Regions from separate parts of the Mus musculus genome. Here regions 2, 3, 4, 5 and 6 are each linked to region 1. Evidence: chromatin loops called from intact Hi-C (ENCODE). Cell type or tissue: heart. All regions are shown on one strand.

What was found. Peaks named below come from ENCODE experiments on the same cell type or tissue, not always from the same donor. Only the 100,000 strongest peaks of a DNase experiment are listed, where the experiment ranks them.
Region 2: it touches region 1 in a loop (2.2-fold over the local background); 3 of 42 quality-filtered maps call a loop at or near these places.
Region 3: a loop joins it to region 1, with 2.8 times the contacts of the local background. A loop is called at or near these places in 4 of 42 quality-filtered maps.
Region 4: a loop joins it to region 1, with 2.4 times the contacts of the local background. A loop is called at or near these places in 8 of 42 quality-filtered maps.
Region 5: it touches region 1 in a loop (15-fold over the local background); 3 of 42 quality-filtered maps call a loop at or near these places.
Region 6: a loop joins it to region 1, with 2.7 times the contacts of the local background. A loop is called at or near these places in 8 of 42 quality-filtered maps.

The regions. Positions count from the first base shown.
Region 1 is chr10:118,797,987-118,801,986 of GRCm38, reverse strand. No RefSeq gene overlaps it. Among named protein-coding and RNA genes, the nearest start is that of Gm33481, 7.6 kb to the right of the region's middle. In heart, a CTCF peak has its summit at 1,942; a DNase peak (open chromatin) is centred at 2,056; H3K27ac peaks cover 1,592 bases.
Region 2 is chr10:118,590,381-118,594,380 of GRCm38, reverse strand. No RefSeq gene overlaps it. Among named protein-coding and RNA genes, the nearest start is that of Ifngas1, 36 kb to the right of the region's middle. In heart, a CTCF peak has its summit at 1,558 (motif pointing left); a DNase peak (open chromatin) is centred at 1,560.
Region 3 is chr10:118,710,982-118,714,981 of GRCm38, reverse strand. Gm33337 (predicted gene, 33337) reads left to right here. Exons shown (of 2, transcript NR_155867.1): 2 at 400-501. Among named protein-coding and RNA genes, the nearest start is that of Gm33337, 2.7 kb to the left of the region's middle. In heart, no CTCF peak of the experiment used is centred here; no DNase peak of the experiment used is centred here; H3K27ac peaks cover 1,099 bases.
Region 4 is chr10:118,867,351-118,871,350 of GRCm38, reverse strand. It overlaps Dyrk2 (dual-specificity tyrosine-(Y)-phosphorylation regulated kinase 2), which reads left to right and starts at 2,448. Exons shown (of 3, transcript NM_001014390.2): 1 at 2,448-2,630; 2 at 3,053-3,201. The coding sequence starts at 2,582. In heart, no CTCF peak of the experiment used is centred here; DNase peaks (open chromatin) are centred at 1,450, 1,940, 2,230, 2,830 and 3 weaker places; H3K4me3 peaks cover 3,603 bases; H3K27ac peaks cover 3,523 bases.
Region 5 is chr10:119,064,097-119,068,096 of GRCm38, reverse strand. Gm33861 (a long non-coding RNA gene) reads left to right here. Exons shown (of 4, transcript XR_380851.2): 4 at 389-692. Among named protein-coding and RNA genes, the nearest start is that of Gm33861, 10 kb to the left of the region's middle. In heart, CTCF peaks have their summits at 82 (motif pointing left) and 1,951 (motif pointing left); a DNase peak (open chromatin) is centred at 2,446; H3K27ac peaks cover 1,567 bases.
Region 6 is chr10:118,855,420-118,859,419 of GRCm38, reverse strand. Dyrk2 (dual-specificity tyrosine-(Y)-phosphorylation regulated kinase 2) reads left to right here. Exons shown (of 3, transcript NM_001014390.2): 3 at 1-71. Among named protein-coding and RNA genes, the nearest start is that of Gm40776, 8.7 kb to the right of the region's middle. In heart, no CTCF peak of the experiment used is centred here; no DNase peak of the experiment used is centred here; H3K27ac peaks cover 741 bases.

The sequences.
Region 1 (4,000 bases):
GGCACAGAGGGATGGCAGAGCCTTCCTGTGGTCCGAGTGCAAAGGTTGGCAGTGTGTGCAAAAGCTAGCCACCACAGATCCCTCCACCCAGATGACTGCAGCCTGGCACCACCTGCCTGCAGAGACCTCTTACTGAGACCCGCTGACTCCTCCCCTCCGAGCTGCACATGATAAACATGATCCGGTTCTGGGTTGTTGTGTGGTGAGCACAGGTCACCTGCTTTCTGTCTTTTCTATGCGCGAGTCTGTGTGTCTGTCTTCTGCATTTCCTTGTCTCCCTGTCAGGTTTCCAGGGCCAGCCAGGCACAGGTCTTATGCCTGGTAGAAGAGAGTAATTGTTTTTGTTGTTGTTGTTGTTGTTGTTGTTTGTTTGTTTGTTTTAACCATGTCTCTATAGTTGTATAGCAAGGCAAAGTCATCAACCAGAATTTGAGACTTTGCTCAATGTAGAGCCCGCCTGGGGCCAGAAGAGAGACCCAGCCTCCAGGAGGCTAGCTAGGGAGGGAAGAACAGCTGAGTTCAAGTGTAGCTAAGCTGGAGAGTTCTGTGGAGGGTGCCTGTAGAGCAGAGACAGGGGTTGTGTGCCTGAGAAGGAGTTATACTGGGGCGAAAAGGGGAGCCATCTGTTAAAAGAAATCCTAGATATCTTGATTTTGAGAAAACATTTTTAAAATAAAAGATGTTGGTGTATAGATTAGAACAACAGACAGACAGACAGACAGGCAGACAGGCAGACAAACAGTAAGTAGCTGATAGAGGTGAATATGGTTTAAAGAAAGCTTCATGATTCCTGGGAAGAAGGGCATCTTAGTCAGCCTGGTTTGTTTATTATTTCTTTGTTTGGTTTTTAAATTTAGGAACCTGGAGAGATGGCTCAGTAACTAAAGAACATCCCAATCAGGGAGATGGACTGGACTGCAGATCCCCAGAGCCCACCCAAATGCAGGGTGGGTGCAGGGACCTGTCTGTAACTCCAGCCTCAGGGATATATGCAGGGAATTCTTGGGATATGCTGGCTGGTGAGAGTAGCCATGTTGGTAACTCTGGGTTTGGTTGAAGGGTACTTCCTCAAAATGTAAGGTGGCGGAGCAATTGAGGAAAATTCCAGACCTCTCTTGGACCTTCATATACCTGCTAGATAAGAGGGGGAAACCCAATCCTTGTGTTAGAGGGTTAAATGCCCCATTTAGTTGAGACCTTAGTTATGAAATTCTGCTACTTGTCAAGGGGGCTGAGATGTTCCCCCAAAGTCCTATCATGCCCATCGCCTTCATCATGTGGACTGTGGGGATGAAGGGCTGATACCCAACTGAAAACCTCAGTATCCTTAGGAAGGCAATGAAAGACTATGTGATGGGATTCTAGCCCAATCTACCTAGCAGATAACTCTGCCTGCTTCTCTATAGTTCAAGATCTCTTTAAATCCGTGGTGACCACCTGTTTTAAAAGCCATAGTTGAGAGGAGCAGAGAAGAAAGAACAAAATCTGTGTGTGTTATTAATGGCATACGTGCTCCCAAACCTAGTCTTAAATCATTTTGTGAACTGTCTATGAACCTGGCATGTCATAGTAGTAATTTAGTAATCACAAGAGCTAGAAATTATGGACATCACATGTGTCCCTGATACAGGGTTTTATGTCTAGGCTCATACATAACACCACCGGCCTGCATTAGAAAAGCATTCTTATGAGGTCCATGCCAACACCCCAGTCTTAGGCAGTTGAGAAACATTTTGGGGAACACAAATAGGTAATTGTCTGATTGCCTTAATGTGGCACTAGACTGTGTCTTCTCCGTTAAATTCCCGCCACAGCCATCTCTCCTATAGCTTGCTTCTGCACCCTTTATCAATCATGACCCGGGGCTTACTGCCTTCTGGCTGAGAATGGGAACACCTTGTGTTCTCTTAGGCACTGTGTCAGTGGCACTCCAGCAGTGCTGGCCTGAGGTGACCACAAGGGCACTTGAGGCTGATGTGGTGACAACTCAAAGCATGTTGGTATTACCGTCCAGTAATTGCAGGTAGCCAAATACAGTACGGTCTTTGGAGATACAGCATTTGGCTGACCTTGTAGGGGAATTGTTTAATGTAGCCGTTCGGTTGCTTGGTTATGTGCTGATATGCTGATACGCCGCAAGATCACGTGGAGCTGGCATGTTAAGGAGCCAAGAGAGAAACAGACAGGGACCAAAATAGCAAGCATCTCAGTTCATTATGGGAATATGATTCATGTACCCAGCTTTAAAGAATAAAATCAGTGTCACAGAGAAATGATAAAGATGAGTATATTTTGAAAGGGCACAATAAATATTAGAGCCCCTTAAGTATGAATGAATGTATTTAAAATAAAATTATCACATATATACATATATTACATATGTAATATGATATATAATATGTGTATATATAATATATAGTATATATAGATTTTACTGTTATATAAAATTAACTGTTTTGAATGGTACAAGCATTGTGTAAAGGTGTATACTTTAAGAAATAGAATTTAGATCACTTCAGCAAAATCGAATTTGATTATTTTTATGTATTTATATAACCAGTATATATACTCATGAATGTCCTACTATGTGTGAAGTACTCTACTATATTTTAATGTGTCCGTTTGGTAACTCTAGGGTAAGGTACAGATTTTGCACTCATAACAAGCCCTCAGACCTCTGAGTCATAAGGTGGTTCTTGAAATTTGGGCAGGAACTAAAAGACATGGTGCACCGAGTCTTCTTCACAGCCAGGCTGTGGGGCGGTGGTGCTAAAGAAGTGGTTCTCAGCCTTCCTAATCCAAAACCTTTAACACAGTTCCTTATGCTGTGCTGATCCCCAACCATACATTTATCTTCATATCACTACTTCATAACTGTCATTTTGCTACTGTTATGAATCGTAATGTAAATATTTCTGGAGATAGAGGTTTGACAAAGAAGTCAAGACCCAACGGCAGAGAACCACTAGGTCCAGAGGCATGCTACTGCCGGTTAATGTGAATGATTGGTCCCAGACTCAGTACTAGCACAACTGCTGAATGCCCTCTTTCTCCTCTGCCACCCGTGGTCCATGAGTACCGCAGTCTATGCAGATGTAGTGAATTTCTGCTTGCCTGTATTGCTCAGACTCCTAGACCTAAGGTAAGAAGGTCCCGTGCTGAGTAGCAGGCAACCTGACGCTTTCAGCTTTGAGTGCTGGGTAGGCTCTTCCTTCTACCATGGCTCTCTGTCGAACAAATTCCTCAAAGCCAGGAATGAAGACTTAGGAGTTGGAAAGATGGAAATGTCCCTTGTATGAACCACATCAGTTTATGCATAAAAAAAGAGAAGTTCACCGAGCAGTGGAGCTCAACTTGACATGACCCACCATAAACAAATGAAATTCTCAGGGACCCGGGAAGGCACGTGACTTTAGCCTTGGGTTCAGTCTCTCGCCACTTGCACATCCATCAAACCGGCTTTCCTATGTCACACGCCATGCTTGGGTGGCCCCTTTCATATTCGCTTTACGGAGCTGGCCACATTCCAATTCTCGTCCATTCCGTTTTCATTTCAACTGTAAGTTTTTCTTGTGTTAGTAAGTTTTCCTCTGGATATTCTTTATGAGGGCCCACGAACTCCCAAAGGTACTTAGTTCATCTTCATGATGGGATCTCCTGGGAAGTATCTCCAATATTAAGAAATAATGGGGAAGCTTATGCTATGGCTAAGAATGAGAAATGTCAAAATGTACACCTGTTTATTCCCTCTTTAGGATCACCTCCCCCGAGCCAAACCGTAAGCTGGCTCTCATTAAAATGTGACATTTATCTTTCCAATGTGAATTTATCTTCCTATGGTAAGAATAGAGGAATTCTATTCATGTATTTCATTTCACAATTTGTTGCAAAATAAAATAAATACAGAATAAGATAAATGGTAACTTTAATGAAAACCATAGTTTTAAAATAAGACCTTTCTTAAGTACAAAAAACACTGATGTTGGAAAAAAAACCCTAA
Region 2 (4,000 bases), 210 kb after region 1:
TGGCTAAGTCATGAAGTAGAAACTTGAAAACCTAACTCTGCAGATGTTAGAGTCTAGGTTTGAAGTGCCACAATCCTGTAAAACCCTGCCTGGAAACCAAATCCTTGCTCTCTCATGGCGACCAAGTTTTCTTTGGTTCCTAGCTTTTAACAAAAGAACTCGAGATTTGAAGCCCTTCTAATTAATTGTCCATTTCTTGAGGGATGGAGCCTGTCCTATGAACACCTCCTCCCTCCTCTAGCAACACAGTAACAGCTTTGCAATAAGCACTATATAAATGTATCTTAATTTTCACTAGTTTGTAAATTTCTAATTTATACTCATTTTTAAAAATTAAGGACGCCGATGAAATGTAAATGTAATTACTGTTAACAGTTTGAAAGACTGGTGTGTATTTGCAAGTGTATTAAACTCTTTGGGAAAAAAAGATGTTTTCTAATCTCAAGTTATTTCTCTCAGGGTTGGGAAAATGCTGCAATTTGCTTCGAAATAGACTCCCAAGTGTTGATTTAGCATCTTTCATAAATACAATCCCCACGCCTCTGCTGTGTAACTGCTTGTAAATAGATTGGCAATGGATGTATAATAAACAGCTCTCTTTACAAACATCTGAAGACACCATTCAAATACACCAACACACGAGACAAAACTACACATCAGTTTGGTGAATACTTAATTATCCTTCCTAAGTACCTACTACTATGAGACACAAATACTTTGCTTCCTGCTGACATAACATGAAGCCATGGGAGGCAGGAGGCCAGCAACGGTGCCCTGACTGGCCAGAGCCTTCAGGAATATAAGAACAATAATCAGTGTGCCAGCAGCAACCCAACTGAGCAAGGGCTTCTACAGTGGTCTCTGTCCTTCATGAAGTCACAGTCTAGAGAAGTCAGAGGCACTGAAAGTCATTTGTTGTAAAAGCTGGGAAAGGCCACATAGCTATGTATTGGAAAGAGAGAGAGAGAGAGAGAGAGAGAGAGAGAGAGAACTGCCTGTGGTCAGGCTTAAGAGACCAGAAATATTTTGAAGAATAAGCAAGGAGTTCACCCAACAATGACTCTGTAGGCAGGGGTTCGGTCTACTGAGCTGGGTTTTCAGATAGTTCAGGATACCTCAGCGTGTGCTCTGAAACAGCTCAACAAGAAAACATATGTGCCAATGAAGGACTGAGCAGAGGAGCCAGTCTCAGCAGAAGCCAAGAGTCCAGTCAATACTCTTAGACCATATAAAATCTCGTTCCGCTCATGGAAATACAGGCAGCAGGGTGCCCCGCTTAATAGAACAGAGGGATGGAAGCATCCATAAAATAAGATTTATTCATTTTCCCTAGTAAGGGCCGAACCTCTTTGTGTGTTCTTGTTAATTTATAAACTTTCCAATTCATAGTCCAAGGACCCATCCCGCTGTTTTCAAATAACCGTTAGAGATAATCTTCGGGGTTTTATTTAGACCATATGACCTTAATTTTTATTTCTGCTTCACTCAGCGCAATGCTACTTATTTGCTGAAGTCCTAAATTAGACATCCAATTAGATTACTTACCGACACCTAGTGGCGAAGATCGGAACTGAGGGCTATTGCAAAGGTGGCCCTTGTGTGTCTAGCCATCCCACGTTGGTCCAAGGTAGCGTTGGCATTTCAGTTTCTCTCTTTTCACCCATCTCATCCTAATGATGCTCAAGTTAATCCACACCGGCCTTTTGGCTTTAAAAATACAACTTTATAGAGAAATGAGGCCAAAGGAGAAAAAGAAAGGACAAGAGAATTGATCGTCTGCGGGTTAGATCCACTTAGAAGACAAAGTCAACAATGGGGCTTTAAAAATTATTTATCAGGCATATCCATACCAAGAAACAGACTGAAAGGTAAACTGCTCGATTGATACTTAAATTCTATCTTTTCCACTTATATTTTGTTTTGTTTTGTTTTTGTTTGTTTGTTTTGTTTCATTTCAGAGACAGGGTTTCTCTGTGTCTTGGAACGCAAACTATAGACCAGGCTGGCTTCTAACTCAGAGATCCACAAGCCTCTGCCTCCCAAGTGCCCGGATTAAAGGTGTGCACCATCACACCTGGCTAGATTTGAAAGATTAGAGTGAGCATGTTTAAGGTAACTGAAAGCCAAGACGTAGCTAAGTTTAGATTTTGTTTAAAGAGACCGTGCGGCTGTCATCTAGTGTGAAGAATCTTTCTAGTTTCTCAATTTCTGATCCCTCCAACACTCACCTATTTGCTTTATGATGTCTACTTGTTTTTCCTGCTAAAGACATCAACTGAGATGGGAGCATTAATCTACAAGTTAGAGTGTTCTGAAAAAGAGGCCGAGGACTTGCTCTCCCAGCATGATGGTCTTAACAATCCACCTAACCAACCAAAGAAGCAAAACCATAAAGGAAAGTGGCAGTTAAGCCATGTTATTAATTAATTAATTAACTATGTAAAACAAAACAGCAAACTCACTAGGAGATGCTGGGGGACCTTTCACACCTTAGAGTCGGAAGCCATCTTAGACAAACACCACCCATGAGTCTGGGGAAAACACAAAATAAAAACAATACGGAGAAGCAGGATTCTACATAAAAGCCAAAACAGATGTTGGGAGCTACAGACAAGAGAGCCCTAATCCTCAACAGGAGTTGGTTTGCCAACATTGTATAATCCAGCACATTCACCAAGACATGGCGTTCACCACATATGGGCTGAGCCCCTTTAAGACCCAAGCTCTGCTGGGCGGTCATTCAAAACAAAAAAAGCTACTTGCTCCTTGGAGGTAGATTCCATAGGTAGTGGTGTGACACAGTGGTTGGGATTCTTAGGTCCAAATACGAGAACTTTAAGAGAACCCTTTCATCCCTGAGTCTAGCCAGCTCCCTTGCAAGTGTTCTTTCCTATGTCTGAACTGCCAGCATATATATATATATATATATATACACACACACACACACACACACACACACACACACACACACACACACATACACACACACACATATATATATATATACACATACACATATACACACAAACACACATATACACATACACGTACATATACATACACACACATACACACATATACACATATACATGTACACACATATATGCATATGCGCATATACACATACATATACCCATATACACACATATATACATATATAAACATACATGTATACACATATAAACATATATATACATATACACATATATACGTATATACATACATATACATATACACACATATACATATACATAAACATGCATGTATACACATATATACACACATATATACATCCTATACATATACAACTACATATACATGTACATATACATATAGTCTTTGACTACCAGTCCCGTCGATTTCGCTATCAGCTGAGAGTTTAGTAAGCACCATGCTAATGCGTGTTTCAGGGAAGAAGCAATTAGTAGGATGCAGGTCCTCCCCTCTACCTGCTCACCATCTCAAGAAGAAGAAAAAAACAAGCACGGAATGAAATTCTTATAATGTTTTCTAGTGAATGGCATGCCAGAGGAGACTCGGGATTCTGAGGAGCACAAAGTAGGTGATGCTTGGGAGAACTATTGTGGATCCTTAAACCTATACAAAGGTTCTTGTTCTAGCAGCACCACATAGTGCTGCTGCCAAACTATAGATGTAGCAAAGTCCTGCCTTGTCTGGCCTCAGTGGGAGAGGGTGAGCCTAATCCTGTAGAGACTTGATGCCCCAGGGAAGGGGGATGCCTGGGAGGGAGGGGAGCACCTTCTCAGAAGTGAAGGGGGTGGGATAAGGTGAAGAACTCTGGGAGGGGGACGAGAGGGGGGCAACATTTGGGATGTAAATTAACAAAATAATTAATTTAAATATAATAAAAAGCTTCACACATATATTTCTTTAATGTATTATACTTGATGTCATATGTTTTAACATTACAAATATCTGTAAATTATTAGCAGACCACAAATTTGTCTTTTAAATTTTTTTGCTCACTGAACATAATCAG
Region 3 (4,000 bases), 87 kb after region 1:
CCTGATGCAAATGATTGGCATTCCTCTGTTACCATCCTCAGGATCCCGGAGAACAGGCATTGCTTAAAGCAGAAGGCAGGGATAAGTTTGTGAGAAAAACAAAGCAAGAAAAATGGATGAAAAAAGATCCTCGGGCTGGCCTCACACAGTGTGGCCCGTCAATCACGTAATTATCTAGACATATGCAGCCACCTCTCCTAGCTTCCTGGTGGCTGTTTCCCCTGGTCCTGCCATTCCAAATATAGACTTGTGGAGGTTAGTGCCAGTAGAGCCTTTGCTGTCTGAAAGTCAAGCTTTGTTCTTATTTTTAGAAAACCTTGGGAGGCTTCTTCTACCTTTGCTTTCTGTGTCTCCTGAACTCTCTTGAAATGACACACTTTACAGAAATTGGTCTTACAGGTGTTCCGTGCAGCTGTGGCGGATTCGAGGTGGCGCCGCGGGTTCCTCATGGATGACAGCAGAAGCTGTTAGGACGGAGACGGGGTCTCCGTGACTTCCCCTGCTCACTGACTCTTAGAGGTTCACAGTTTCCAGGATGAAATTGGGCATGCGCCCGGTGTTTACTTTCTACTTTGCTGTCTCAGACTCCTCCCTCTCTCTTGCCCTCCCCCTCGCTCTCGCCCTCCCCCTCCCTCCTCCCCCCTCCCCGCAATAATAAAGTCACCTCGTCTGTGGGTAGATCTGTGGAAAGGAACAACACAGACAGCTGGCGTGACTGTCGCAAGTGTCCAGGGCAAACCTGTGGTTTGGGAGGCATCTGTGTTTTATGTGGGTTGGAAACAGGCTGTTTATTTCCCATCTGTAGAGACGGGCATAGCAACAATGGAAATTTATGCCTCTAGAAAGCCTGGCTACACATTAAGTCACAGGGTGCTGAATGCATCGGGTCGGGGCTGGGGGGGGGGGGGGGGGGAGAGGAGGCAGTAATCGCTGGCCAGGCCACCTCTGCCAGGGCTGCATCTCTTATTTATTTCCAATCTTCCCTCAGAAGGAAGATAAAGCCCCATGTTTCGTACAATTGAACCAGACTAAATAGTTCTGTGTCCAGACTTCACTGTCTTTGATTTTGATATCATGAAAATAAGTTATGCTCAATCCTATGTGCTTGGGTCGACCATTCCATCGATGCCCCATTTCAAATACTTACCTAGCTCTCTGCCCTCACACACATGGTGGTAGGTAGACTTGGATGACTCTGGACTCCATTGTCTAATGGAGAATTAAAAAAAAAAAACGAACAAGGATAATAAATAAGAGGTATGGTACGAAAGAAGTTAGTAGGTGATACAGTGTGTGGGGTGAGCTCTCATTTTCTCGGAAGAGGATATTTCTAGAAAAGAAGTAGCTTTTTATCAGAAGGCTTATACAAAGTACCTGGGCCATAAAAGACAAGGGTGGGGCTTGTTAGACATGGGTACTACAAAAGAAAAAATTGAAGGGAAAGAGGAAAGAGAGAGACAGACAGAAAGAGAAGGAGACGGAGAGAGACAGAGACAGAGAGAGACAGAGAGACAAAGAGACAGAGACAGACAGAGAGACAGAGAGACAGAGAAATAAAGTCAGAGAGAGACAGTGAGAGACAGAGAAAGACACAGAGAGAAGAACCTGAGATCCCAAGGAGTCCAGGTCCCATGGAATCCTGTCCGTAGTGAGTCCTTGGGAAAAAGAGAGGAAGAAAAAAGCTATCTATGTTACTGGGACTACCTAAACTCAGCTTTCCATTTACAAGTGTTCATGGCCCGTGATTTTAACCGTGTAGCTTCTCTGATGCCACTGCACTTTGAACTTCCCTGACATAAAAACAGAGTGTGGTGAGTTGTTCACTATACTTCACCCGCAGGATCCTTTAGTTCGTCACCCACAGGGTGGTTGGACTAAGGCACCTCTGCTGGGGTGTGCTGTGTGTGCAGAGGACTTACAGAAGAGTGGTTGTCAGTCAGGAGAGAGATGAGAGATGGAATGTAAACCCAGCTCCGTGCTAAACACTGATGGGTAAAACTTGTTTAAAATTATTACCTATGGGACTGAATTAGCATTGGGAGCAAGTGACTGGAGAGAGATGGCCCTGAGAGAGAAGGGAGCACCCTCTTTCCTGCCCCCTCTCCCTCTACCCTTCTCTCCCTCCCTCCTCTCCCTCTCTCCTCTCTTCCTCCCCTCTCTTCCTCTCCCTCCCTCCCCCCTCTCTCCCTCCCTTCTCTCTCCCTCCCACTTCTCTCCCCCTTCTCCCTCCCCTTCTCTCCCTCCTCCCTGAAATTAGCTACTTTGTTAACGCTTGTGATCATATCCCAATCACAATCTGGATTTAAGCTGCTCCTTTTAAATTATTGTTTGTCTTTAAGAAAAATTGATTCCTCCTCCTTCTTTTCCTTCTTTTCTTCTTCTTCTTCCTCCTCCTCCTCCTCCTCCTCCTCCTCCTCCTCCTCCTCCTCCATCTTCTTCTTCAGTCCTAGTAGTCTTGAGTAGAGTATTGTAAGGAGAGACCATGGAGTCGACCAGAAAACAAGAGATGAAGTACAAATAGAACCCTTAAGAAGAAATCAGTGGTTCATAGTACCATAATTAACATAAATTAGCTGGACCATGGAACACAGAAAAATCCCCCAAAGACTTCCAGAGTTCACTGCAAGAGGGCCGTCTAGAAGCTAAGATGTTCTAGAAGCGTGCAACCCGGCAGTGGGTTAATGAGATGTAACGTGAGTAGGCAGTATAAAGGTTTCACACAGACCAGACAAGTCTTAACCTTGCTCCATATCCCACGTGAAATAAAATATATGTCACTGGGCCTCTGAAGGAAAGGTATGCTTTGCTCTCTGCTGAGTCGGCAGGAAAGAATGTTCCAGACGGCTTGCCATCTTTCCTCTGCTTCCAAAAAAGATTAAGACTGAAATAAGTCGGGCCAGAAATAAAACCATGCCCTTCCTCCCCTTCTGCCATCAGAGATTAAACAGAGGATGACCAGTCACTGCTGACTGCCATGTTCCTAGGCGAACGGAAAGTACAGAACACTGAAAAGGAGGGCTCTGGGGGCTCCCTTCACAGGACGGTGTCCACACACATAGGTCACCTCTCAGGTGCAGGAAACCACATATTGATTTAGTGTTAAAACACATATTTGTAAGCTACTGAGGAAACCCTTAGGGCCAGCAGATTCTAGAACAGTTCCGTTTAGGCCACACCCTTCAGTAAGAGCTTCCATGTCTTTGAGGGCTCATACTCCTCCCCCCACCACCACCTAAATTTAGTCAATGGGTGGCTGCTCAGTGAGCAGGTTGGAGAAGGGATTTAAGGAACACTTATAAATACTCTTTGTTAAGTTTCTGCCGTCTGTTTCGGAGTCATTCAGAACACCCATGTGGAGAAATGCAAATCTCTCTCAAAAGACTAAGCCTGGAGCCTCTCAGGGAGCCAGGCTTTGTTGTCAAATGGATGTCTGGGCAGTTTATTAAAACTCCTCGAGTTTTCAAGCCAGCCTTGGTTCTGGTTCCTAGATTAACACTGAACAGCGAAGTAGGACTCAGAATCAGTTGTCCAGCGTGCTCCAGCGAGCCCAGACCTTGTGAGTGGGAGTATCTTAGGGACGTTTAGAAATACTCCAGTGCACATGGGAGCAAAGGCAAGCTTCCTGCCGGGGATGTCAGGCTCACGGCTTCGATTGTGCTTCTTCCGTTGTTAGGATAATTACTGTTTATTAAGTCAGTACTCACAGTGAGCCTCTCCTCCCTAAGATCCGGCTTGAAATGAAGGCTCCGTTACCTTCTGATCTGTTACTGATCTGTTCTGATCTGTTACTTTCTGATCTCCTGGGAGGAGCTGAGGGTAGGTCACAAGACCCCCTTTAGAGTTCCGGGCACCTTTTTATGTATATTTTTATGTATAATAAACCGAGCTGGGACGGATGCCTCCCTATAACTTCTGACTATTAAAATGTCCTTCCTGGGAGTCATGCTTTCTTTTAAACTTTACTTTGGGAATCTGAGATTTATGTTCCAATGCCCTGGAA
Region 4 (4,000 bases), 69 kb before region 1:
AGTGGGCAGAGAGAGTTGGGGGTAGATATGATCAATATATAGTTTGCATTATGAAATTGTCATAGAGTAAAAGGTATTTTATCTAAAGTTCACTAAATGAGACACATACCCTTTTCTTTAATTAAAGCAAATAATTTTCTTTGTAAAAAAAGTGTTCATTTTCCCTTATTTTTATTCTATTAATATTATTAATTTGGAAACAGAGCTAGAATGTACCTGTACTATTAGTATTCTTATTTATGATTTTTCTTATTATTTATTTAATTTTGAAGCAATGGTATTTGAAATAAGTTGATACTGGAATTGATATTTAAGAACAGTATTCTTTTCAAACATCAGTCGTATGGAGTATTCAAAAAATAAGATGGGAAGGAGATAATTGTTTAGAAAGAGTAAGGGGGAAAACTGCCTGAATTTTCTTGAAAGCGCACAGGCTGCGAGCATAGCAATAGCGAGACCACTCCGAGGATCTCAGATACATTGTAGCCATGTAGCTGCTCCTTAGTATCCCCTTTCTGTTGGTTAATTCTGAATGCTACTCCAGCCTTCCCGAGTGAGTTTGCAGGCGATAAGCGCAGGGAGGGATTTCTTGCTAGGGGCAATTTAGGTCATGGCATGAGCCGATTATTAATATTGTACCGTGGCCCTATTTTCTTGTAAAAGGACCCCCAAACGGAAGGAAATTAGTCTGTCTCTGTCTCTCTGTGTGTCTCTGCCTGTCTGCTTGCCTCTCTCCTCTCTGTCTGTCTCTGTCTCTCATTCTCTTCGAGGGTGGAGTGTGCCCTCCTCTTATTACTCTGTAGGCGCCCTAGAGGGTCACACTGTAATGTGGGCCGGTCCCTTTGGCATTTGGATAAAGCTGAGGTGATCTTTGTAGGAGGTTGCTATGACAATTTGCAAACAGCAGAGCCCACAGAACAGCAGGAGGTAGCTCCCTCTGGACTGAAGTCTGCTCTAGCTGGGGCCAGCACTCTCGGGGACCTGGGGACAGACACAATGAACAGGACAGTAAAAAATGGACCCGGGACTCCAGGAGCACTTCAGAAATTAGGCACCTCCCAGGAAGGAAGTGCATGCCTGGATGCGGTCCAACTTTCTTCCCTATCTGCTGGGATTTTTTGAAGCTTTCCCTCCACACCTGGCTGTCCAAGTGGACAAAGGTGCACAAGTGTGCCACGCGCGACAAAGCATAAGGTGTGCGACGACAGAGAAGAAAATTTTTGTTCTTTCTGGGAAACAGAGGCTATAGACCACAAATGAAAAGGGCGGGGAAATTCTCCACGTGTCTGGGAAGGGAAAGGGAAAAGGAATCTTTTCCTCCGAGGATGTGAGGAATCAGAGGTGTCGCACCAGTGCAGCAGAGAGCTGAAAGGAAGGTGTGTCTGTCTCAGTGGCCGCGCCGCGCCGGGGAAAGGCTTGGAGTTGTAAGGAAATGGGAGGTGTCTCTGATGTTTATTTTTGCCTAGCAACCCACAGCCAACTGCTACCTCAGCTGCGGTCCACAGGCGCCTGTCTGCCTCCCCTTGTCCTAGCGACTGGAGGGCAGCGGTCACTCGGTGTCAGTGAATCAGGGAGGGCGTGCGTGGCTGAAATGAAGGTGGAAGGGCAGCCCCTTCCTTCGTCCATGCTTGGGTCACCAGGCTCAGCCGCAGTCCCTCCTCGGAGCCTGACTTTCCGAGGTGACCCTCATACAACTAAGTTCTCTCCATGATAAACTGGGGAGAGGGGCTGGCTGGGCCACTGGGACAGGGACAGGGACTAGGGTCGGGGCCAGGGGTGGGGGGCCGCAGTATTGTCTGGGAGCAGCCATTAGGAGCGGTGTTTAGGGGCGTGATGGAAGAGGGAGTGGTCTCTGCAGCAATTTCGGGAGGAGGCCGGCCGCGGTAGGTTGCGCGGTAGTGCCGGGAGGGGCGTCGCAGGGGCGAGGGGGACCCGGGTAGAGGGCAGATGGCCGTAGGGGAGGCACAGGGCGAGCCGGAGTCGCAGTTTTCCTGGGAGCGGAGGGCGGCTCTGCGGAAGATCGGAGGGGGTGGGACTCCCGGGGTGGCGGGTGGGGGTGGGGTGGCCGCCAGCCTGTGTGGCTGGGGCCGGGGGTGGGGGGTGGGGGGAGTCCGGGGCGGGGCCTCGGCGGGGGCGGGGCTGGCCTTCTCGGGCGCGAGCCGCGGGGGCGAGCGTGTGTGCGAGTGTGCGCGGACGCGCGCGGGCCCGGGAGGAGGCTCCCGAGCGAGTGGGTCCCGGCGGCCGCAACCCGCTCCCCGCGGCCCCGATGTGAGGGAGTCGGGGAGGCCAGCGGTGCGGCAGGGGAGGGCGAGGCATGTGCACGGGCCGGGGGGTACAGCAGCCGCCCGAGGACGAGGGGGACGGCGGCGGCGAGGAGGAGAGCGGGGGGCTCGCGGCGGCGGGTCCGGGCCGAGGGGATGCAGCGGACTGCGTGTGTCTGGCTGTAGCGGGAGCGAGGCGGCGACGAGGCGCGGGTGACCCGCGTGAGGGGCGACCAGGAGGCGGCGGCGGCGGCGGCGAGGAGTAGCGGCGGGACCGGCGGCGAGGGCAGCACTGCCATGCACGTTCCTCTCCCGCGGCCATGTTAACCAGGAAACCTTCGGCCGCCGCTCCCGCCGCCTACCCGACCGGTAAGGGCCCCGGGACCCTGTCGGCGGCGTGGGGCGCGGGCTGCGCGCGTTGGTGCCCCGGGATCCCCGAACCCGGCGGGTCGAGCGAGGGCCATCCGGAGCGCGACCCCGCCGCTGCGCCTTCTCGGTGGCCCGCCCTCCCCTCCCCCGGCCCGGCGACGTGGGCTCCGGAGCTCCGGCCCAGCACTGCTCCCCGCCGGGTCGCGAACTTAACTTTGCAGCTGGCGGGTGCGCGCTGGGGAGTCGCGTCCCGACCCCCCTTGTTTCCCGCACGCCGCCGGCTTTTCCCGGGCCGGGTGTCTCCTTCCATCTTCTCCCTAGAAGAGGGGGTTCGCTGCCCACCGGGGCGGGGGCGGGGGGTCTGGGTGGCTCTCTTCCCCCACCCTGACCCTCTTTTGTCTCCTCCCGCGCGTGGCTCCCAGGCCGAGGAGGGGACACCGCCGTTCGCCAGCTTCAGGCTTCCCCGGGGATCGGCGCGGGGGCTCCCCGAAGCGGAGTGGGGACCGGCCCGCCCTCCCCCATCGCCCTGCCGCCTCTCCGGGCCAGCAACGCTACCACTACAGCCCACACGGTGAGACCTGGCTTCGGGTGGGCGCCAGGCAGACCCCTGGCTTGTTGGGTTCCGACTGTGGGAAGAGAGGGCCGAATCTCCACGCCCCTAGCAGGGGCCTGTCCTCGACGCCGCCCTCTGCAACTTGGGCGAGCCCCGAGCTGCTGCCACAAAGGAGATTCGTGGCGTGGGCCCCTTGCTTCCCTCTGGTGCTCGCCCACCCCAGGCTCCTTTTCCTGGGAACTTCCTCCTTGCGCCCCCTCCCCCTTTTTTCATCTCTGCTTCTCAGAGCTCCCTTCCCCCCCGACCCGGTAAACATCTACTCCCAACCCCAGGGGTAGTGGATATTTATAGAAACGTATGTGTTAGGGGACAGCTAGCCTACCCTGCCCGGAAAATCGATCCCCCAAAGAGCCTCCGAGGCCTGGCTCCAGCCAGCAGGGAGCACCCGCCAATTGTCCCCCGCGTGTGTAAGCATGTTTTATGAGAGCTACAGGTTTGAGCACAGCAGAAATTGTAATTAACATTAACAAAAATAAGAGCTACAGCAGTAGTCAAAACAAAACAACCCCCCCCCCCCCGCAGGATTCTCAACGTGGATATTGCTCAAAAGGAAAGACTGGGCTTTGCTTTGTAGGTGGCAAAGGAAGGGCACCTGACAAGGGCTGTCCCTTGAGTCCCTGGGGAGGAGAGCGGAGCCTGGGACTGGTAGCTGTAGAGACTGGCAAGCTGGATGTGACTTCAGAATGTACCTTTCCTCGGCTCCCAGCGATGGCCTTTGGATGGTGACCTGGAGCCTAGAGGAGGTGTGCGCTTGCAG
Region 5 (4,000 bases), 270 kb before region 1:
TGAGTTCACCTCCCAGCGCTGGTGTCTAGTGGCTTATAATCCCTGTAACTCCAGCTCCAAGGGGATCGTAGTGGCGCCCTCTTCTGGCCTCTGTGGGCACCTGTACACTCATAACACAGATACACTCAAATGAACACATACAAATAATAAAAACGACCCTCAAAAGTACCCAAGATAAGAACTGATTGCTGGGGTTGGTATCTTGTTATCTTATGCTTCCAAATGGGAAGACTGAATCTCAGAGAGTGAGAAACTCCACACGGTGGGGTGGGAGTGTATTGAGACAGAAGAGGTCTTCTCCGGGATCTGTCGCCTGTCGTGTGTTTAATGGTCCCGAATGAATAACTTGATTCATCCATCATCTCATGTCTTCCTTCTGTTTCCCTAGAATCCAGACGCAGCAGGGTCAATTTGCTTCCTAGCTAAGCTGGTCCATCTTCTCTGAATGACTTTCAGTAGGTGCTCATTGTAACTTCTGAGCCAGAAAAGAAGAGATAGAAACAAAACACGGAGCAGGAAGAAATAGCCCCAGAGGGGCCGCCAGGTGCACTGCTTGGGTGGGGCTGTGTCTCTAGAGGGAGGAAGGAATTGTTGTGACGATGAAACGCGCCCCAGCCCTGCCTCACACCAGTGAGAATGGCTAAGATCAAAAATTCAGGTGACAGCAGATGCTGGCGAGGATGTGGAGAAAGAGGAACACTCCTCCATTGTTGGTGGGATTGCAGGCTTGTACAACCACTCTGGAAATCAGTCTGGCGGTTCCTCAGAAAATTGGACATAGTACTACCGGAGGATCCAGCAATACCTCTCCTGGGCATATATCCAGAAGAAGCCCCAACTGGTAAGAAGGACACATGCTCCACTATGTTCATAGCAGCCTTATTTATAATAGCCAGAAACTGGAAAGAACCCAGATGCCCCTCAACAGAGGAATGGATACAGAAAATGTGGTACATCTACACAATGGAGTACTACTCAGCTATTAAAAAGAATGAATTTATGAAATTCCTAGCCAAATGGATGGACCTGGAGAGCATCATCCTGAGTGAGGTAACACAATCACAAAGGAACTCACACAATATGTACTCACTGATAAGTGGATACTAGCCCAAAACCTAGGATACCCACGATATAAGATACAATTTCCTAAACACATGAAACTCAAGAAAAATGAAGACTGAAGTGTGGACACTATGCCCCTCCTTAGAAGTGGGAACAAAACACCCATGGAAGGAGTTACAGAAACAAAGTTTGGAGCTGAGATGAAAGGATGGACCATGTAGAGACTGCCATAGCCAGGGATCCACCCCATAATCAGCATCCAAACGCTGACACCATTGCATATACTAGCAAGATTTTATCGAAAGGACCCAGATGTAGCTGTCTCTTGTGAGACTATGCCGGGGCCTAGCAAACACAGAAGTGGATGCTCACAGTCAGCTAATGGATGGATCACAGGGCTCCCAATGGAGGAGCTAGAGAAAGTACCCAAGGAGCTAAAGGGATCTTCAACCCTATAGGTGGAACAACATTATGAACTAACCAGTACCCCTGAGCTCTTGACTCTAGCTGCATATGTATCAAAAGATGGCCTAGTCGGCCATCACTGGAAAGAGAGGCCCATTGGACACGCAGACTTTGTGTGCCCCGGTACAGGGGAACGCCAGGGCCAAAGGGGGGGAGTGGGTGGGTAGGGGAGTGGGGGTGGGTGGGTAAGGGGGACTTTTGGTATAGCATTGGAAATGTAAATGAGCTAAATACCTAATAAAAAATGGAAAAAAAAAAAAAACAAAAAAAAAAAACAAAAAAAAACAAAAAAAAAAAAAAAAAAAAAAAAAAAAAAAAAAAGAAGCACTCTGCAAAGGGACAAAGCAGGAAGCCGCTGAGGCTGAGAAGGACGGACCAGGACAGCGCCCTCTAGTGGGACGTGGCTTCTAGATTAATAGGCCTGGCAGCAAGCTCGCTTTTGCTGGTTTTTAAAGCAGCAAAGGGTAATTTTCCCACGTGGATTTATGTTTGAAGATATCCCTAGAAGGTTTAAGCACAATTTCTGGTTGCTTTTAACAACTGGTAATCTCAACTCGGTATGCAATTCAAATGACGGCATTTTCTTTTTTTCAGAGAGCCAGATTAACTGAGCACTATATTCCAAATAGGCGTGTTGTAAAAGTAGTTTTTGCATTTTGGAGTAAAGTGTTTTAAAATATGCTTTTGTAATTAGATTATATTTAAAAAAACAAAACAAAACAAAAAACCTTATCTTTCCCACCTGGGCAGGGTTTAAACAAAGCCCAGGCAGTTTAAGGCTATTTTTAGTTCTGATTACTTATTCAGCTAAAATAATCCCAGGTTCAGCGGTTTATCTGGAGGAGGCACGACAGCTGGGCTCTCCCAGGCAGCCTCAGGTCAAAGCCTACGTCTTTATCAGGATCACGTGCTCTCCGCCTCCCCCGAGGACGGGAGGGAGAGCATACGAGGTGGCATGCTCTGTGACGCTAGTGTCGGTTTCACCAGCCTGGAGCCAGCAAAGTGGAGGAGAAACTGCTGATTCAGGGGCCTTCGATATGGCTGAGCTCACAGCAGGGAAAATAGGTCACTAATGACACGTGGCAAGAAGCCAAAAAAAAAAAAAAAAACCCAAAACAAAACAAAAAAACCCAGTGGCCAGGAGTTCTGAGAGGTCTGCCAAGGTCTGCCATGGGCAGGATCCATTGTCCTTGAATTCCAGAAAGAAAGCAGCGTGCTTTAATTTACTTAAAGTAGTCACAGGGCCACGGGACTCACGGGCTAAGACCATGATCTGGTCCCCCGTACACCGCGATGGCCCCAGAGTCCCTTCGCTTTGAGTTCTCAAGCTGAGACTATTGCTTGTTTTCCTCCGAGGCAGCAGGGGCAAAAGTGGCAATCTTAGCCTCCGTGCTTTCTTGTCCACTGAAGGGGTTCGCATCAGCGTGGCCTGAACCACGGCTGATCTTCGAGAAGCATCTCTCTGGTTCTAGGCAGAGGGTGTCCGGTGTGGTCCTTACGTGCTAAGACAGTGTTTTACTTTATCTTGGGGAGTGTCTCTCTGGACTGATGTGCCCTGGCTATGTTACTAGTTCTGTAGAAGAAGGAGGAGACGGAGAGAGAGGTTGGGAGTGTGTGGTGTAGACCCGGAGGTTCTTTCTCTCCCTTATCCCAGCCAACACCCCTGGAAGGATGCTAAATCAATTTTGTAGGAACAGCTCCAATACAGCAGGGTTGTCAGAGGAGCCCAAGGAAGCTCTTATCAGATGAGTTTCCAGGTCATGGTGCCATTGTTGGCAGAGGGACCACAGTTCAAGACACCCTGATCTAGGGTAGTCTTGGCCCTACCCACCTCATGAATAATTTCCACAATGCCTAGAACTTGCTCCACGGGTCAGTAATCACTTTAGAGTAAGACACATCTTGTTCATCTTTAATTTCCAGGCTCCATCAGTGCCCAGCACAGAGACAGAACGCAGAGCGCAGCGGTGGATCGCATTAGCCAGTGACTAAACCCTCTCGTGTGATAGTCTATCAGCAAATAAGATGGGTCGCAGAGCTGCTCTTCTCTAGGGCAGGGATTAGCCCACGTGGGATATTGATTTCCTTGACGGCCACTGATGAAATTGCTAAAATTAACATTAGAAATGACAGCGTGTCGAGATAAAAAGCTGGGTGGTATGATGTCATCAGAAGTGCCGGGGTTGAGGAAGAAGTCAGGCTGATTTTGGGAAAAATAAGCCTATCAAGTGGAGGGGAAGTGTACATACTATTTGTGATAAGGGACACCCTTTGTGAGTAGAGCATAATTAACACAGAGACCTGGGTGGGGGCATCGAGACATGGCTACATAGGTAGACAGGCAAACACAGGGATCTCATTGTGTATCCTCATCAGACATGTAAAAAGCCAGGCATAAGGGCCTGTAATACTAGTGCTGGAGATCTGGGAATGGGGATGGTCCCTGGGGCTATTGCTGAGCCCTTACTCTTAT
Region 6 (4,000 bases), 57 kb before region 1:
GTATCTTTTCAGCACTTGATGTAAGACTGTTTTGTTTTTATAAAATACATGGGGACAATGCTTTAAGTTTTTATACTTTCTGAAACTGTTTTTGTTTTTGGTTTTTGTTTTTTTGTTTGTTTTCCTTCCTTGTGTTTCTAAAAGTACGATGAGCCTTACTGTATTTAGTGTGGCAGAGAAATCACATTGGTGGCAGGCCATTGATTCTTCATGACTGTCACACATTTACAGATTGGTCAAACACATTCACTCTGTTTTCGTGGTTTTCGTCCCACTCCCCAGGGAGGTGGTCCCCTGAGGCCCCCCTCCTCTCTCCTGGCTCCAGGTTCACACGGAAGCAGCCCGCCTTGCCTCCATTTTTCATAAATTAATCTGGGTCAGAGTGGAGGAGGGAGAAGGGGGGCCGGGGTGAAAAATCTCTAAGGAAAACTGCACTTTCGAGATTTTCTTTTTTTCCTCACGGTCTGTTCAAATGATTACAAAATAGGATTGCCCGCTTTCAACTGCCCACTTAACATTCTGATGTGCTTAAGCCACCGAGCCGCATTTAGTGGATAAGTGGAAACTGAGATGTGTCCGTTCCTCCCGAGGCACTAGGATGATGGCGGGCTGTCATAATCAGGAAGCCTTCTGGTTACGGAATTGCTTTTGCACCTAATTTTAAGGACTCCCCCTCCCCCACAGTGTTCCCTGCTGCCTTTTCTCTTGTTCGCTCCTCTTCCACCACACACATCTGTTGCCTGCGTTTAGTCTGTCTTTTTTGTCCATCCCAGACCAATAACACAGAGAGACATTTCAGCTGCCATTCTGTCTACAGTTTTGTACCCCAAAAGAACATCGGCCTAGCTACCTGAGGTGGGGATTTGCGTAGTTCCAAAGAAGAGTTAGCCGCCTAGACTGGAGTCAGTTCACACTGCAGGTGCCACAGAGGTTCCCTTAGCCTGGGGAAGCATCAACTCTTTCGTTAGAAAGAATAGGGGTTGCAAAGGGAGGAGAAATTCCAATGTCAAGTTAAATGGCCTGACTTATTCTCTGATTCACTAGAAGAGCCCCAGGAAAAACACTATTCCTCTGTTGAGTTGACTTTTTCTTTTGAATCGCACTGAGTGTTTTTGTGGGGAATGACGCTTTACCTGAGAGAGTAACTGAGAGTTAGGTAAAAGAATATTTTCTTCTCTGAATAATAATTATTTTCACAGTGAAAATTTCAGTATTTTATCACTAATGTATGAACAGTGATATATATCAATTTCAAGGCACGTGGAAAGAATTTTTTAGTATGTGCAATTTAATAGAGAAAGATTTCTGCCTGTTTGGACAATAGGTTTTGGATAGTAAAAATTAGGATAAATAATCTTTTATATGCACAGATATTATTGTATTGCCTGTAAATCGATTTACAAGTACTTAAAGCACGGTCCCCAGCGAGGCCAAGAAAGTTTCCGGTTAAGTTTTTTTAATTCTATGTTTTCTCTTACTTAAAAAAAAAAGAAAAAAAAAGAAAAAAATAGAAAGTGTCATTTTGAATAAAACATTTTTCTTATCTTGAGGCTTTGCCAGTTGATGGTGGAAAAATATGCTCAGGAATTATTTCAAATATTTGCCAAAAATCAGTAATAAGATTAGCTTATTAATAAGTTAGTAATATCGATGTTTGCTTTACTATTTAAGGATGTCATTGATAAATTAATTTGTACCCCTGTACTTAGCAATTATAGCTTATTTCCCCTAGTCAAACTCTTTAGCATACTATACACAGTTCTGTGTAATCTGTGAAGTGCAATAATATGTCAATAAGTTACATAAAGATGCCCATGTGACAGCACCCCCAATCAGTGGCTTAGAGGGCTTAAAAATGCTGTATTTATTTTTAAAACTTTGGCTTAAAGGCATAAGAAGTATAAAGAGTCGGTCTGGGGACTTTATAAAGCTATGAGCCTCTTAACGATGGTTATTGTCTTTAGGTCATTAAAATAAATTTTTAAAAATGGACACTATTTCCCCTCCCCGCCAGGCTCCCTTCTTCTGTTCTCACTTGGTTGCTGCCTGAGCCTGAGTCTAAGGTTACTCACTCCCCTAGAACCTCACTGTACTTGCAACAGTTTAGAAGTGGACTAAGATGGTTTGCCTTTCCCCCACCACACAAAACTGGTTCTTCGTAGATGCCAGCGGAACTTTTGTGAGGAGCTTTACCCATATATGGAACCATCATGTGCTACAAGGCTTTTGTTTCCTTCTCTCCCCCCACCCTCCTCCCGGGACTACAGTGAAATTTCCTTTATTCACAAAAACCGTGTCAGCATTTACTGATACCGCTGCTTTGAGGAGAATCTTATTTAACTATTGTGTCTAAAATGAAACTGTTGCCTCTTCATGATCTTCACCTAAGTAAAGGGCTCTGATAGCGACTAGGAGTTGGCTTGGAAACAGGTCTCACAGGTTACCATTGTCTAGGGATGTCTCAGCTGTTTTCAGATTTAGGAATAGCACAGTGTAGTCTTGTCTTTGGTTGCAGTCTCACTTGGCTCTGTTTCTTGCACTACCAGAGTGTTCTTAGCACAACCGTGGAACACGGAGGGACGCAGGGCAGCATAGATTAACATCGTAGAGGAGAAATTGTGCCCTTAGTGTTAATAATGTGCCTTTTGTTCTGAATGCCATGTTACAGGGCATGCATTTTTGGCCTCTTTAACTCTTTGAATGAGAGGTAGTAAAGAGGGATGCCACCTCTGCGGAGATAACATCTGTCTTAAATATCTAGATTTATAGGCCTTAATAGAAACCATAAGGCGTGAATTGTCACTGGATGCTGAGCAAGATAACTATTGGTTAGTTACGCCAGGAATTCCCACGTTTAAGAGGTTAAAGATGGTCTTTGTTGTATCTTAACATCAGACTGATTTTTTAACGATAACTTTTTTGTTGTTATGCTAACACTAGACAAAAAAAAATCAACTGTATTTGTAAAAATTTACCTCAAACCATTTAATTTTATAGTGTGATTGGTTAATCCCAGGGCATTTGGTATGAACCAAAGTGCATTCCTTTTTTTTATGTGCCTGGCTCCAGTAAGGATGGCCAGGGATTTTTACAATTTGGGTGCATGACACTTAAGCCACTTTTAAACTTACTGGGCGGTGTGGGGTCCTGTTAGACGACTCCATCAGAATGTCAGAAAACACTTTAGGCATCAGTAGCATTGGGCCATATTGGAATCTTAAAAGCGCGAATTATTTTAAAAGAGAACATTCATTTTTTGTAATTTTTTTCATCAAGACTATTTCTGGTAACAGAAGATTTTTTTTAAAATAAAAAATAATAATAAAAAAAATCAACGGATTCGGTTGGTAAAGGTTTTAATATTGCCCAACATAATGCTGTGGTAGCATTAAAAAAAAAGTATTTGTGGACTCTGTTTTTAGGGGCTTGTACATCTCTCTGCTATGGACATATATACGATACATTGTAATTATATCAGCTCAACTGCTGCAGTTATGTCTAGGCGGGGGCTTGGGTTTTTTATCGAGCAACACCTTAGACACGTGACTGTATTAATGCTGCAACTGTGTGTACTGAAAATATGTGAAATGGTTGAATGTGGACTGTGTATATATGTATGTACAGATTTCTGTGAGATGCTGCTGTTGCCACTTGACATGGGAAGTGTTGTAGTGGGTCTGAACCCTAGCGACCAGTTCTATGATACTGTATGCATTGTACAGCCAGAGCAGAAGTAAGACTGTTTAGTGAATTATTTGTTAAATTTTATTGTTGTGGCCAGAGATAATTTCAGAATAAAATTTTAATGTCCTACCTTACATCTCACCCCTTTTTCTAACTGGAATCTCACCCTATTTCTCGTATGATTCTTCCTGGTTTGTTAAACCTGGGGAGACTCTTTTGCATGGCAGGTGGCTTGCGTCCTTAAAACCTTGTGTTATTTCTTCACTAGAAATATGCAGATTCTGAGGGTTTTTCTTTTCTTTTTTTTGTTTTTTTT